Regions from separate parts of the Homo sapiens genome. Here region 2 is linked to region 1. Evidence: read pairs that join two places in POLR2A ChIA-PET (ENCODE). Cell type or tissue: GM12878. All regions are shown on one strand. Links, peaks and the distances in the headings refer to the core of each region. The heading gives the core; the rest is flanking DNA.

What was found. Peaks named below come from ENCODE experiments on the same cell type or tissue, not always from the same donor. Only the 100,000 strongest peaks of a DNase experiment are listed, where the experiment ranks them.
Region 2: POLR2A ChIA-PET joins it to region 1 with 7 read pairs; 1 of 35 experiments calls an interaction of 5 or more read pairs at or near these places.

The regions. Positions count from the first base shown.
Region 1 is chr13:45,691,558-45,697,134 of GRCh38, forward strand. The region is part of intron 1 of LINC01055 (long intergenic non-protein coding RNA 1055); the gene reads right to left. Among named protein-coding and RNA genes, the nearest start is that of LINC01055, 6.8 kb to the right of the region's middle. In GM12878, for the core only: no CTCF peak of the experiment used is centred there; DNase peaks (open chromatin) are centred at 3,714, 4,344 and 5,484; H3K4me3 peaks cover 1,974 bases; H3K27ac peaks cover 2,421 bases.
Region 2 is chr13:46,164,949-46,172,828 of GRCh38, forward strand. The region is part of intron 1 of LCP1 (lymphocyte cytosolic protein 1); the gene reads right to left. It also overlaps the pseudogene RN7SL288P. Among named protein-coding and RNA genes, the nearest start is that of LCP1, 13 kb to the right of the region's middle. RefSeq lists an enhancer at 7,530-7,579. In GM12878, for the core only: no CTCF peak of the experiment used is centred there; no DNase peak of the experiment used is centred there; H3K4me3 peaks cover 4,000 bases; H3K27ac peaks cover 3,943 bases.

The DNA of each region.
Region 1 (5,577 bases), core at 1,578-5,577:
GGGCATGATCTCCGGGAAGTTTCTCAGTACTGAGTTACAGATGCGTGCCCTACAGAGGAGGAAGAAACCCAGCTAATGGGCAACTGCTGAGGTTTGGACCAGATTGGCCCAGTTTAAGATGCTCCTCCCTTTGAAAACAAAAAGGAAATAAATCAAGCAAGCAAACAAACAAGCCCTTACAGAAGCTGTAGTTTCAAGCCTTTTTAACAGAAGCACCAATTGTGTGTCAGCTGCCAGAGATTTTAAGTCAAAGGGTAATTTTGTACGAGGGAGTCAAAACAATGAGTATTTATTGAGAGATTACTGTCAGCTTCTTTAGAATGCTATGTCAACTTAGATATAATTTCTCTACTTTGGAGAGGAGGGAACTGAGCTTTTGACAGGTGGGGTGACTTGCTCAAGTCATAAACTACTATGGACTGAATGTTTGTGTCTTTCTAAAATTTATATGTTGAGCTCTAACTCTCAATGTGGTAAATGTGAAGGTGGAGTCTTTAGCAGGTGATTAGGTTTTAGATGAGGTCGTGAGGGGCCCTCATCATGGGATTAGTGTCCTTATAAGAAGTGGAAGAGTAACCAGAACTCTGTCTCCCCACCATGCGAGACACAGTGAGAAGACATCATCTGCAAGTTAGGAAGTAAGCCCGGGAGTGTTGGCATCTTGATCTTGGACTTCCCAGTCCCCAGAGCTGTGAGAAATACATTTCTGTAGTTTAAGCCATCCAGTCTGTGACATTTTGATATAGCAGCTGAGCTGATGAAGACATATAATAAGTAACTGTTTCTTGGCTTCCAGCTTTGCACATGGGTCTGCTGATGTACAGTGGCCATGACCTTGCTCTCTGTAGCCTCATTTATTCTTCTTTTTTTCTTCAACTTTTATTTTAAGTTCTGAAGTACATGTGTAGGATGTGCAGATTTGTTACATGGTTTGCTGCACAGATAAACCCATCACCCAGGAATTAAGCCCAGCATCCATGAGCTATTCTTCCTGGTGCTTTCCCTACCCCAATTCCCCCCTACCCCGACAGGCCCCAGTGTGTGTTGTTCCCCTGCCAGTGTCCATGTGTTCTCATCATTCAGCTTCCACTTATAAGTGAGAACATGTGATGTTTGGTTTTCTGTTCCTGTGTTAGTTTGCTGAGGATAACAACTTCAAGCTCCTTTCATGTCCCTGCAAAGGACATGATTTCATTCTTTTTTATGGCTGCATAGTTTTTCCACAGCCTCGTTTTTTTCTTATCAGTACCCTTCCTTTGGGTTCAGTAAAAGGAGCTCTTTTTACACCAATGTGTCAGGACAATTTGTGTGTCCATCTGGGCCTTCTTTATCTCCTTTAGCACTCTCCTTGCAGAATGGGGTAGAAAGGGTCTTTAATCAGATCAGACGGTGAGTCTCTGTCATGCTGTGAGAGCCATCACTATCAGCCAGAGATACAGTGGTGCTGACCATGTTCCACTGTGAGACCCAGAAGGATCTGGGCTGCCCCTCTACCTGGAGCAAGGTCTCTAGCGAGAAAAAGGCAAAGGACTGTGGCAGAAGGGAGGAGGAAGGGAGATCACAAAGAGAAGGGCCTCCTGGAGGACTCTGTGGGACCGACTGGTGATGCAATTGGAAAAAAACAATTTGCACTGTGGGTCCAGACCAGTTTTCATGGTCATCTACTAGCAAGACTTCCTTCCTAGGAGCGGACTGTGCCACAGGCTTCCCCTGATATCATGGATATAACTTTGGAGTCATGCTAGAAAACCACAGAGGGACTTCAATGGGGTGGGGTGTATCTTCCTTCAGATAGAGCCTTCAGAACAGAGCCAGGGTTGGGCTTTTACTACACTGGAACTAGCCACCAGACAAACAAAAGTGTGGAGAGGCAGAGGGACTAAGAGTAGGCAAAATAACATAGCAGAAATAATAATAAATATGAATGATATAACATGTAATAGTAATGCAGGCATACCAGGATACTAGCAGATTTCTTTGTTCATGTGGATCCTTCCAGAGTAGAGCTTGTGCACTGGAGACCTCTCCTATGGGAGGAAGTGGCTCAACTGAACCTGCTGGGGATAGGCCAGGGTGATGGGTTTAGGGACCCCAAGGGTGGGGCTATATCCCAGGAGTGGTGGGGCCTGCATACATGTCAGGAACTCAGATTTAAGTGAAACAACCATGTAAAGTAGCACAGGACCAGCACTCACTATGCTTTGAGTGAATGTTAGCTTCTATTATGGGTTGAATTATGTCTCCCCAAAAAGATGTATTGAAGTCCTACCAGGAGACCTAATTTGGAAATAGGATCATTTCAGATGTAACTAGTTAAGATGAGGTCCAACTACAGTCTAGTGGCCCTCAATCCAATATGACTGGTGTCCTTATAAGAAGAGGATACCAGATACAGACACACGAGGGTAGAATACTATTCAATAAGAGAGGCAGAGATTGAAGTGCTGCAGCACAAGTCAGAGAATAGGATTGCTGATGACCACCAGAAGCTGGGAGAGAGGCAGGCAAGGACCCTCCCCTCTGATGTCAGAGGGAGCGTGGCTCTGCCAGCACCTTGGTTTTGGATTTCTGGCTTCCAGAACTGTGAGATGATACATTTCTGTTGCTTAAGTCAAAAAGTTCATGGTCCTTTGTTACAGAAGCCCTAGGAAATGAATATAGCTGCGTCCCTCTCTGTTAAGTCTCCCTTGCTCAGCCCCAGCAGGCAGCAAGCGCAGAGACTTGTACAGCTCCTTCTAGGCCTCCCTGCTTTGGTGACATCCACATTTCCCTCGTGCTGTTCATAGCTCCTCTTCCATAACTCAGTGGATGTGCAGGTGCTTCTATGAGGTGTGCGTGTAAAGGAAAATGGAATTCTGTTTTCAGGCAGTATGGGACTTAACCACTTTTATAAAAACCTTTTTTTTTTTTTTTTGACACAGAGTCTCACTCTGTTGCCTAGGCTGGAGGGCAGTGGCATGATCTTGGCTCACTGCAAACTCTGCTTCCCAGGTTGAAGTGATTCTTCTGGATCAGCCTCCCGAATAGCTAGGATTACAAGTGTGTACCACCACACCTGGCTAATTTTGTATTTTTACTAGAGATGGGGTTTCACTATGCTGGCCAGCCTGGTCTCAAACTCCTGACCTCAAGTGATCCACCTGCCTTGGCCTCACAAAGTGCTGGGATTACAGGCGTTAGCCACCATGCTTGACCAAAAAATCCTTTGGAAAAATAGAAAACAAGTATTGCTGAGCATGCAGAGAAATTGAAATCCTTCTGTTGGAGGGAATGTAAAATCATGCAGCTGATTTGGAAAACAGTGTGGGGGTGCCTCAGAAAATGTAAAATAGTATTACAATGATCCATCTATCTCACTTTTGGGTACATATCCAAAAGAATTCAAAGCAAGATCTCAAAGGTATCATTTGCATACCCATGTTCATTGTAGCACTACCTACAATAGCCAAGAGCTGGAAACAACCCAAATATTAATCAACCAATGAATGAATAAATAAAATGTAGTATATATATATAATAAAATATTATTCATCCTTTAATAAGAAGGCAGTTCTGTCATAGGTTAAAACGTAGATGAACCTTGATGCCAGTATGCTAAATGAAATAAGCTAGTCACGAAAGGACAAATATATTGATTCTACTCATACGCAATATCTGAAGTAGTCAAAATCATAGAAACAGAAAGCAGAAGCGTGGTTGCCAAGGGCTGAGGGGAGTGGAAAGGGGGAATTAGTATTTAATGGGCATAGAGTTCCAGTTTTGCAAGATGAAAACGTTCTAGAGATGAGTTGCACAACAATGCGAATATACTCACCCAGCTTTTAATGAAGAAAATCCACTTATGGTAAAACCAAGAAGATGATTAATTACATTACCAAAGATTTTTTTCATTTGAGTCAAGGAGTCTCTCTGTGCTGTCATTAAGGCAGTATTTTTATTAGAAAAAGTTCAAGGGGTGGATTCTGAGATTAGTAGGTGATTGGTGCAAGGAAAGGGGAGGTCTGGAAAGTCCTTGGGCATGCACAGTTATTTCTTCATGTTAACTCCTGAGTTGCATGTGCAAATTCAGGGGGAGTTAGTACAAAACATGTGGTGGAAATTCGGGCTGTGACATCAGCAAGCTTATTCTGTGCAAACTCCAGTTAGCCATCTTGGTTCCAACCAATTTCAGCCAGGTTTTTCTTAATCTCACAAGTGGAGAGAGTTTCAGCAGCTTGTTTCTTTTCTTATCTGTTATCTGGCAAACTCAAGAATTTCTGTTAGTTACTGGTTTCTTATTTTGTGGGGCACAGCTTCAGTTTCAGCTTTTCAGCAAGCTATTTTCTTGTCTGTTATCCTGTAAGTCCAAGAATTTAACCACTGATTTCTTTAACTCTTTGGGGCATGGTTTCAATTCCCCCTGTTCTATGTAAATTCCTCAATTGTGAGGGATGAGGGGTGACAACTACTCTAACTTCTTCCTGCTGACTAGGGATACAAGTCTGGGCCTCAGAAATGAAATTGTTTTGCATTAGGTTGAAGATGTTCTCTAACATCTGGTTTAATATTAACATTTGGTATTACCAGTACGTTGGTTTCTCTTTTTTTTTTTTTTTCTGTTGCCCAGGCTGGAGTGCAGCGGCACCATCTGGGCTCACTGCAAGCTCCGCCTCCTGGATTCATGACATTCTCCTGCCTCAGCCTCCCGAGTAGCTGGGACTACAGGCACCTGCCACCACACCCGGCTAATTTTTGTATTTTTAGTAGAGACGGGGTTTCACCGTGTTAGCCAGGATGGTCTCGATCTCCTGACCTCGTGATCCGCCCACCTCATAGCATTGGAGACAGAATTTGATTACCAGATATCCGGCAATAAGTATTAGAAATAGAGAAAGCCCTATTTTTAGTATAACCCTGGAGCATATATTTGATTCAGTGTGAGATCCAGGAACTAAACCTAAGAACCAGTTGGCACCTGGTTCTTCTCTAGAAATGTGTTGTAATCAGTCAACTTACTATCTTATTTTTCTACATGTATTTCGACTTCAGGAGATGTATTCATGTAAATACAACATGATATGTTAGCTACTATCCAAACTTCTCCCTGCTCTGCCAATATGTAGTCTAAGGTTATTCTGTTATCCATTATGATCCTGGCTGAAGAGCCTAAAGATTTTTGTTGGTTGGCTGTGGCTTCAACTGCTTCATTTGCTAAGTTACCTAGAGTGATTGACAGATTTCTAATCATATGTTCATGATTGTCTACTCCCCACCATGGCAAGAGAGTCCTGCCAAACATAGGCCAAAATCCATCTCCTTGGTTTGCAGGTAGGGTTTGTCTAGTCCAGGAAAATAATTTTAAGGAAAATAGTCCTGTCTTGAGTAACACTTGCAATATAAATAGAAAAGGAAGTAGTTACATAACCTAATAGACAAATACCTCTCATGCACCAGTTGCCAGCACATTCATAAGCCCGTGGGTGGTTGACACATTGAAAAAAAAAAGTATATCCAGGAGGTGCACATAGGGTCCCTGACAAATTCTGAAAGTTAAGGCTTTGGCCTACTGGTCAGAGACAGGTGTGTTATATATAGTTT
Region 2 (7,880 bases), core at 1,873-5,872, 470 kb after region 1:
CTAAGGTCCATAACTGAGCAGAGACCTTTAAGTAATTAAACTGAATGTGCAAAGGGCAGTAATTTCACAAAGCAAAGCAGCAGGAAGAGGACATAATTAGTGTAAAAACAGGCAGACCAGATCATTTTTAAGAAAGACATTGAGCCAGGTGCAGTGGCTCATGCCTGTGATCCCAACATGTTGGGAGGCCGAGGTGCACGGATTGCTTTGAGCTTAGGTGTTCGAGACCAGCCTGGGCAACATGGTGAAACCCCATCTCTACCAAAAATACAAAAATTATCTAGGTGTGGTGGTGCATGCCTGTGATCCCAGCTACTCGGGAGGCTGAGGTGGGAGGATCACTTGAACCCAGGAAGCGGAGGTTGCAGTGAACTGAGATCATGCCACTGCACTCCAACCTGGGTGACAGAGCGAGACCCCATTTCAAAAACAAAAAAAAAACAAAAATGCACCCATTTTAATTCACGCATATTTGAAAATATGGGTTATGATAATATTATAAGATTAATAAGTAATATAAGTAAGATTAGTTGGTGATGGCTTTAGTTTGCAAATTACTGGCACCATATAGGCAGCAAACTATACAGATACTGCTGCAGTAATGGGCATGCTGAGGCATCTGGAGCTTAAAAGGAGGGGCTAAAGAAAGCATGTATCTTCCAAGGTATAAGTGAGTGGTTTCTTCAGCTCTGCCCGACTGCTCCTGCATTGAGTGTGGCCCTTTTTAATGACTACATCATCTAAATATGCCCTGCCACAAACCATTTTCAGGTCTTCTGCAAATCCGTGGTCAATCTGGGAAATCCCCTTCTGAATTACTGCCCAAATCAAAAATCTATTATAAAAAGACAACTCATTCATCAAGGTCACGTCTGGGCTGCTAGTTTTTTGTGTGAGTGCATGTGAGAGCACTTAAATTTATTAAATCAATAGTTGTAGAATCTCAAGACGTTGGCCAAAAAAAAAGCATTGGTTGTTCATTTTAAAAAATTATATTATTTTTAAAACCTTAAGAAAAAAAAAGCCCCACCTCAAACTGCAAAAGCCACAAAGCCTGTTCATTTCTTAAATCAGTGAGTTTTGAGTTTCTGCTTAAAGGGTGCTGGTATTTCCCAAGTCAGTAGCGAAGGGAATTTCTGAGGATGAGTTATCATAAAAGTACCTGAACTTAAGTTCTCTAAAGTCTGAATATAGAAACAATTTGTGGGAGTTTACTCTTGAACACAGTGCTGCAGAATTTACAGAAGAAAAAACATCCTCTAAAGTAAATGTAAAAATGTAAATGGAATTTTCTCTGGGGAGTTTCATAACTGATAATTAAAAGCAGAAAGGCTAGAAAAGGTGACCTGTCTAGAGAGAGATGCTCAAGGGGTGGAATCATTTCTGAAAGATGGTAGTGCTGGGCTAGTCAGTATTTTGATTCAATATACTGATGCTGAATCATATAACCTGCCAGGATCAGGGAGGCATCTGTGACCTGGTATCACCTTGCCAAGGGACTCTTTTGAATGTGCCCCACTTTTCCTGCAACTTGATTCAGTAGTTAAAGTCAAACCGGACACTCAGGACTCAAGTTCCTAGCTCTGCCTCAATAAATTTCAGTACATTTCCAGAGGGGAAATTATACAACTTCCAAACATCTCAAGAACAATCAGTAATCCAAAAGAACACATCATCTAGAATAACATTAATATTGTAAGCTTTAGCATTAGACTATGACAACTAAAGAAACGAAAAATAAAATATGTAGGACTATGAAGCAAAATAAAATACCCATACATTTTTAAAAAGCCATCAAGATTAATCTATTTAAGGAAAAAACATTGCTTTTACTTAATCCTGTCCCCTTCATTTTATAAAGTAGACCACTGTAGGAGATCTTACTTTGCGAATATATGGAATTTACTATATATTCTTGGGATATCATATCTCTATGGATACAGATATGACTAACTTTTACATAAAGGATGATTCAGAAAATATAATTTTAAAATGACTTTGTTTTTAAGAAACCAAATAATTATAAATGGCCTTAAAAACAGATGGCCAGTTAAAGGGACTCTGATGAATCTTTTTGTCAAGTCAGAATCTCCTCCAGATTGTCCTTTTTCTCCCTGCAGATACATGGATTCTCTCAAAGCCTACAGAATTCTTCTCTCTGCAGGCTCTGATGTAAATGCCACAGGGTGGAAGGTAGGGGGAAGGCTATTCAGGAGGAGAGACTCAACGGCTCTCCTCTGACACTATTATCTCAGGCCACATAAACACTTATGGGAAGCTAGCAATCCAGATTACTCCAAACTTCATCAACCTCATATTGCTCTGGGTACCTCTGGTTTGACCACTACACCGAGGGGCTTCTGAAGCTGTGTAGCACATCTTACAGAGCCTGGCTCTGTCGCCAGCTAAGGAGTTCTCATTCCTTCCTTCTCTCCCTTAGTACATTCCTGATACCTCTGTTTTCTACCAAGTTGCCCAATCCCATTAAGGGTGTGACACAAGAACAAGCCTCCTGCAAGAAAAGGGGATACTCCAGGCTGGGGCTTGGGGAGGCCTTTCTGTGCCTTAGCATCTCTCTCCTTCCCTGAGCTTTAGACAGTGATGCTCCTGATACTAACATCTTTAAATTCTACAGCTACCCTTTAGCCCACATTCTACCAGAAGCAATTTAAGATCCAGACTTTCCCCTACTGAAAGCTCAGAGTACCCCAAATGCATCTTTTCAATAAATTGAATATTATGGGCTAGCTGTTTAACCATGATTGCACTATTACCTTGATATCAAATGCCATTCATTCATTCTTTCACTCCATATATGTGTCTGTATGCAAAGTACTGCCCTGGCTGCTAGGGGGTTGGTGAGGGGCTTCAGGCATGAAGCCCACAGTTAAATATCAAGTTTCAAATGCAGCACATGGATTACAGCTAATTTACTGTGAAATAGTTAATGCAATGAAAAGAGTTCTGACGATCAAAAACGAACAAGTGAAAAGGTTAAACACAAGGCTCTGAGGGAAAAATAAAACTAGATAAGTGTAAGAAATTAGCACAGAGGCTTATCAAAAAAATAAAAATATAAAATACCTAAAGCAGCCCAGGCAATTAAGATATTGAGACAATTAATATACTTGAACATCTCCAAAGAAATCAAAATGGAAATAACTGGCAGGAAATAGAAGGAAGTGCCAAGCTTGGCAGTCAGGAGACCTAGGCTGTGTAACTTTAGGCTCCATCTTGCCTCTATGGGACTCAGTTTTCTCATTCATAAATTGAGAAGCGGAGTCCGTTCTATGTTAAAAGTTCCAAAATTCTATGCAGTAGCTGACAAGTATACATACAAATTAGAGCTAGATTAGAAAGTATTGCAAATGAGCTGAGAAATAGCTGCTGGCGCCATCAGCAGCTGTAGCTTTGGCTCGGAGGTGCCTTCTGTGAAATGGAGCAAGTGAGGGAGTGGGCAGCTCCCAGCCCAGCCTCGCTCCTGGGGGCTGGGGGGCTGTGTTCCTGCTCTTACCTCAGCAGCACGAAAAGCTCTGTCTAGATGCATTCTCCTCACTGGCCCCAGGCAGATGCGCTCTGCTCAGCTGCCTAGCTGCTGGACTGCCCCCGCACAGATCAGGGAAGTTCCCAGAGCAGCACGTGAGACCTGTTTTATGGGATGTTACCACACACAGCTTAAGACACGTTGATCCAGTTCACTCCTAGTTTCTAGGCAAGACGGTACTCAAACTGTCCCAGAAAGAGAGTCATCTACTATTTTGTTAAAAATATCCAAATAAGGAAATCCTACAACCTCTCTGGTGTCTCATATCCCTACTTTGTAACCTAAATCTTTTCTGATACGATTGAAGGTCTCTCTTGGGCTATTCTCAGAGGAAATAACAGGAGCTGTTCAATTCATAAAGATTCCATCACATGCCTTGGTCTCTTTATATTCTTGTAACCTGCTTTTTTAGGGCTTATTCTCCAAATCTTTCATAGTTTTCTTTGCTATCTTCTGGGTCTATGCCAACTTCCTTATAGAATGAATGTAGTAAGAATAGCAGTCATAGAATGTAGAGGTGGAGGGATCTTAGAGATGATCTATCTGGCCACTCCCCTGTCACAGAGGCATGAAATGACACCCAAGTTAAAGGACATGCCTAACATCACAGAGCTTATTGGAGGTGTGGCTGGGACCAGAGTCCAGGCCTCCTTATTTCTCTTCTTTCCTCTTTAATAAGTTTTAAACCCTAAGATAGGACTCTTCTCTTTAATTAAGACCTTCTTCACATATAGTAAGAACAATCCCCCAAGATTTCAAATGTCTTACGAATATAATTTCATGTATGTTTCTTGTACATGAAGGGGAATTTTTCTAGGTATGGCAAAGGCACTGTTCAGGTTTAGGCTGCAATTAACATGTGCCAAATCACATACAAATATTGTGTACACTGGCATCTTCTAGGTCACGATGATTCTTACCCCCTGCATTTGTCTCTATACATTTATTCTATTTTTTTTCCTTAAAGAGACAGATCTCACTATGTTGCCTAGGCAGGAGTGCAGTGGCTCTTCACAGGTGTGATCCCACTACTGATCAGCACAGGAGTTTTGACCTGCTCCATTTCTGGTGTGAGCCAGTGCACCCACTCCTCCTTAAACAACCTAGTGGTCCCCTGCTCCCATATTGATGCCAAACTTAGTGCTGACACCCAATTGACATGGCACACTACAGCCCAGAACTCCTGGACTCAAGCCACCCTCCTGCCTCAGCCTCCCAAGTAGCTAGGACTACAGGCGTGCACCACCACACCTTGTTGTACATTGATTCTTGACCTTGCACTAAGGCCCTCCAAATTTCCTTAGCAACCAAAGAGCAAACCCAATTAAAACAACTCACCACGAGATGAAATGTTCAAAAGACAAGACAGCCAAATTCATAGATCAATAATAAAATGACACCCTCAGACTTATCGCAACAATCATCATGGTTTCAGGCATCCTGTTCTGGAGGCTGGGGAGAATCAGTGAGCCCTTCCTCTGAGCTTTGGTCCAGATCTCTGTAGTGTGGTCCCTGTTACCATTCATCTCTCCTAGCAGATTAGTGTCTGGCCCATGTGAGGTACTCAGTAAATGAGCTGTGTACATGAACAAAACAATCCATAACCTAATGGTATACAGGACTTGAAAAGTCCCCTATCACCTTCTTTGAGGAATTTAACAATAATATTCTTGTGTACATACTTAGACAATCCCATCCACTGAAAGGTACAGACACCCAAAACAAGGCTACTAAATGCTTCAAATTCACATTAAACCACTTTGCTGGAAAGACAACTTTGGTGAGTTAATTTGGTGTCTAAAGGGCAGCTGCTGGCCCGAGGTAGTCTGTGAAATGGCACCTGTGCCTGCTGCCTAGCCCTACCTTGCCAGCCGCAAAAGCGATTCTGTCTGAGATTGCAGATCCTGAGGCTGGGCTTCTTGGCACTGTTGCTGTAAAACCTGCTGGCTGCCGGTAATGCTTGGCAGTGGGTCTCTATCCAACTCTGTAGGGCCTGCTTGTAAGCTGAGCGCTGCTGAGGTGGGAGGGAAAGGAACCTTGGAGACAGAGCAGTGACTGAATGAGGGGCAAACCCACCTGGGATGCACATATGCGGTGTACCAAGGAGCAAGCTGGAAATATAGGTGCTAGCATTTACCTGCATGTAATTTGCGTCTCACTATCTGAACAATGCTATTCATCCCCCAGTAATTCTAAATGTCTGTCACTAAAAAAATTCATACATTTGTAAATTTCTTCCTTCAATAGACATCTGCCAAACACCTACTATATGCCAGGTCCTGTGTTAGATGCTGAGAACACACAGACGTGGCTTTGGCCTGTTGAGTAGGGGAGAGAGACACAGTAACTAGAATACAGCGAAACTTTTTAGATCCACAGGAAGAGGGAAAAAATAGCTCTCCCCTGGAGAGCCAAAGGCGGCCCCCTAGAGGAAGTGACATTTGACCTAGATTTCAACAGAGCAGTAGGAGATTGCTTAAAGATCAGTCTGTTTTTTTCTTCATTCATCAGAGACTCCATGCTCTCTCTATAGAAAGCCTATCTATTTGGAGTCAGAGAAAGGGCAAATAGCTAAAGAACAAATGAAAAGACCAGTTGGTCAGTAATAATAGCCGTTAACATTAATGAGTGGTTAACTCAGTGCTAAATGTTTTACATGCATTCACATTTAATTCTCACCACAATCCTATAGGGTATTACTATGATTCCCACTTTGAGGAAACTGAGGTTTAAATAGCTGGCCCAGGGTCGCACAGCTATAAACTGGAGTGGCCTCCTGCCTTTCCTATCATTTCTGGCTATGGGATTCCTGTATCTCGAGTTTCCCTGCCATCCTTTGGGGTTGCCCTTGAAGGTCAAAGCTCTGACCTCATGTTAATTAGGGAAACACATATTTCTGCAAGGTTTTACTTAGGACTGGGCCCTTCCTAGGCTCTTTAGGGAAGTTCTAAATGTGTCTTCGGTTTCTCAACATCTTTAAAGGAAGTATTAAGAAGAGCAAGAACACAACCAGGCTTGATCTTTTCTGCCTGTGTCCCCCCTGCCACTGGTGGAGAAAAGGGTCCTCTTTGCCCGTGGCCTCCACACCTCAGTCATTCACTCACATTTAATAAAGCACATACCTTGTCCTAAGTACTAAAGATACCAAGATGAACAGCAGAGAATCCTTGCTCCTGAGGGGCACACAGTCCAGTAAACAAAATAGTCACGCAAATGCAAGACTACACTAATATGAATATTTTAAAGATATTATTTGCATGGAGCTACAGGAGCACAGAGAATGAAGTGCAGTGGACCTATGAACAACACAGGTTTCAATGGTGTGCGTCCAATTATACGCAATTTTCTTCAATACAGTCAGCCCTCATTGTCCTCAGGGTCAGCATCTGCAACCAAATGTGGATGGAAAATACAAGTATTCGCAGAATGCGAAACTCAGGGCGACCAAGGGCCAACTTTTCGTACATGTGGGTACCACAGGGCTGACTGCAGGACTTGAGTATGTATGGATTTTAGTACCGAGGGGGTTACTGGAACCAGTGCCCTGTGGATACCATGGAACAACTGTATTTAACTCTGCCTGGGAAGGCAAAAGAAGGTTTTCCAGAGAAGGTGATGTTGCCCACTGAGCTAAGTCTTAGGGAACCAGTAGTTTTCCAAACAGACAAAATAGAAAAGGGCATTTCAGGCAGAGAAAATAGCTCTGCAGGGCGAGGCATGGTGGCTCACGCCTGTAATCCCTGTACTTTGGGAGGCTGAGATGGGTGGATCACCTGAGGTCAGGAGTTCAAAACCAGCCTGGCCAACATGGTGAAAACCCATCTCTACTAAAAATACAAAAATTAGCCAGGCATGGTGATGGGTGCCTGTAATCCCAGCTACTCATGAGGCTGAGGCAGGAGAATCACTTGAACCCGGGAGGCAGAGGTTGCAGTGAGCTGAGATCACGCCATTGCACTCCAGTCTGGGCCACAGAGCAAGGCTCCATTACATTAAAAAAAAGGAAGAAAGAAAAGAAAAGAAAGAGAAAATAGCTCTACAAAGTGCAAAGCAAAAGCACACACAGGAAGCTGTGGCAGGTTGGGTGTGGCTACAGACAGGGATGCAGGAGGAGACCTCCAGGATGAGAGGTTGGTGAGGTGGTGTCAGCGTGCTGCTCGTTCTCACTAGCTCTTGTTTCTAGAGGCAAAACCTCGGTGATGCAGGCTATACTCCACTCACCACAGGTAATGTGAATACAAACAACAAAATAATTCTGCCCGGAAACCATTTTGGTTTGTGTGTGCATAGCTTTCTCCTTATGTCATTATCTCCCATTTAGAAAATACTGCAAAGA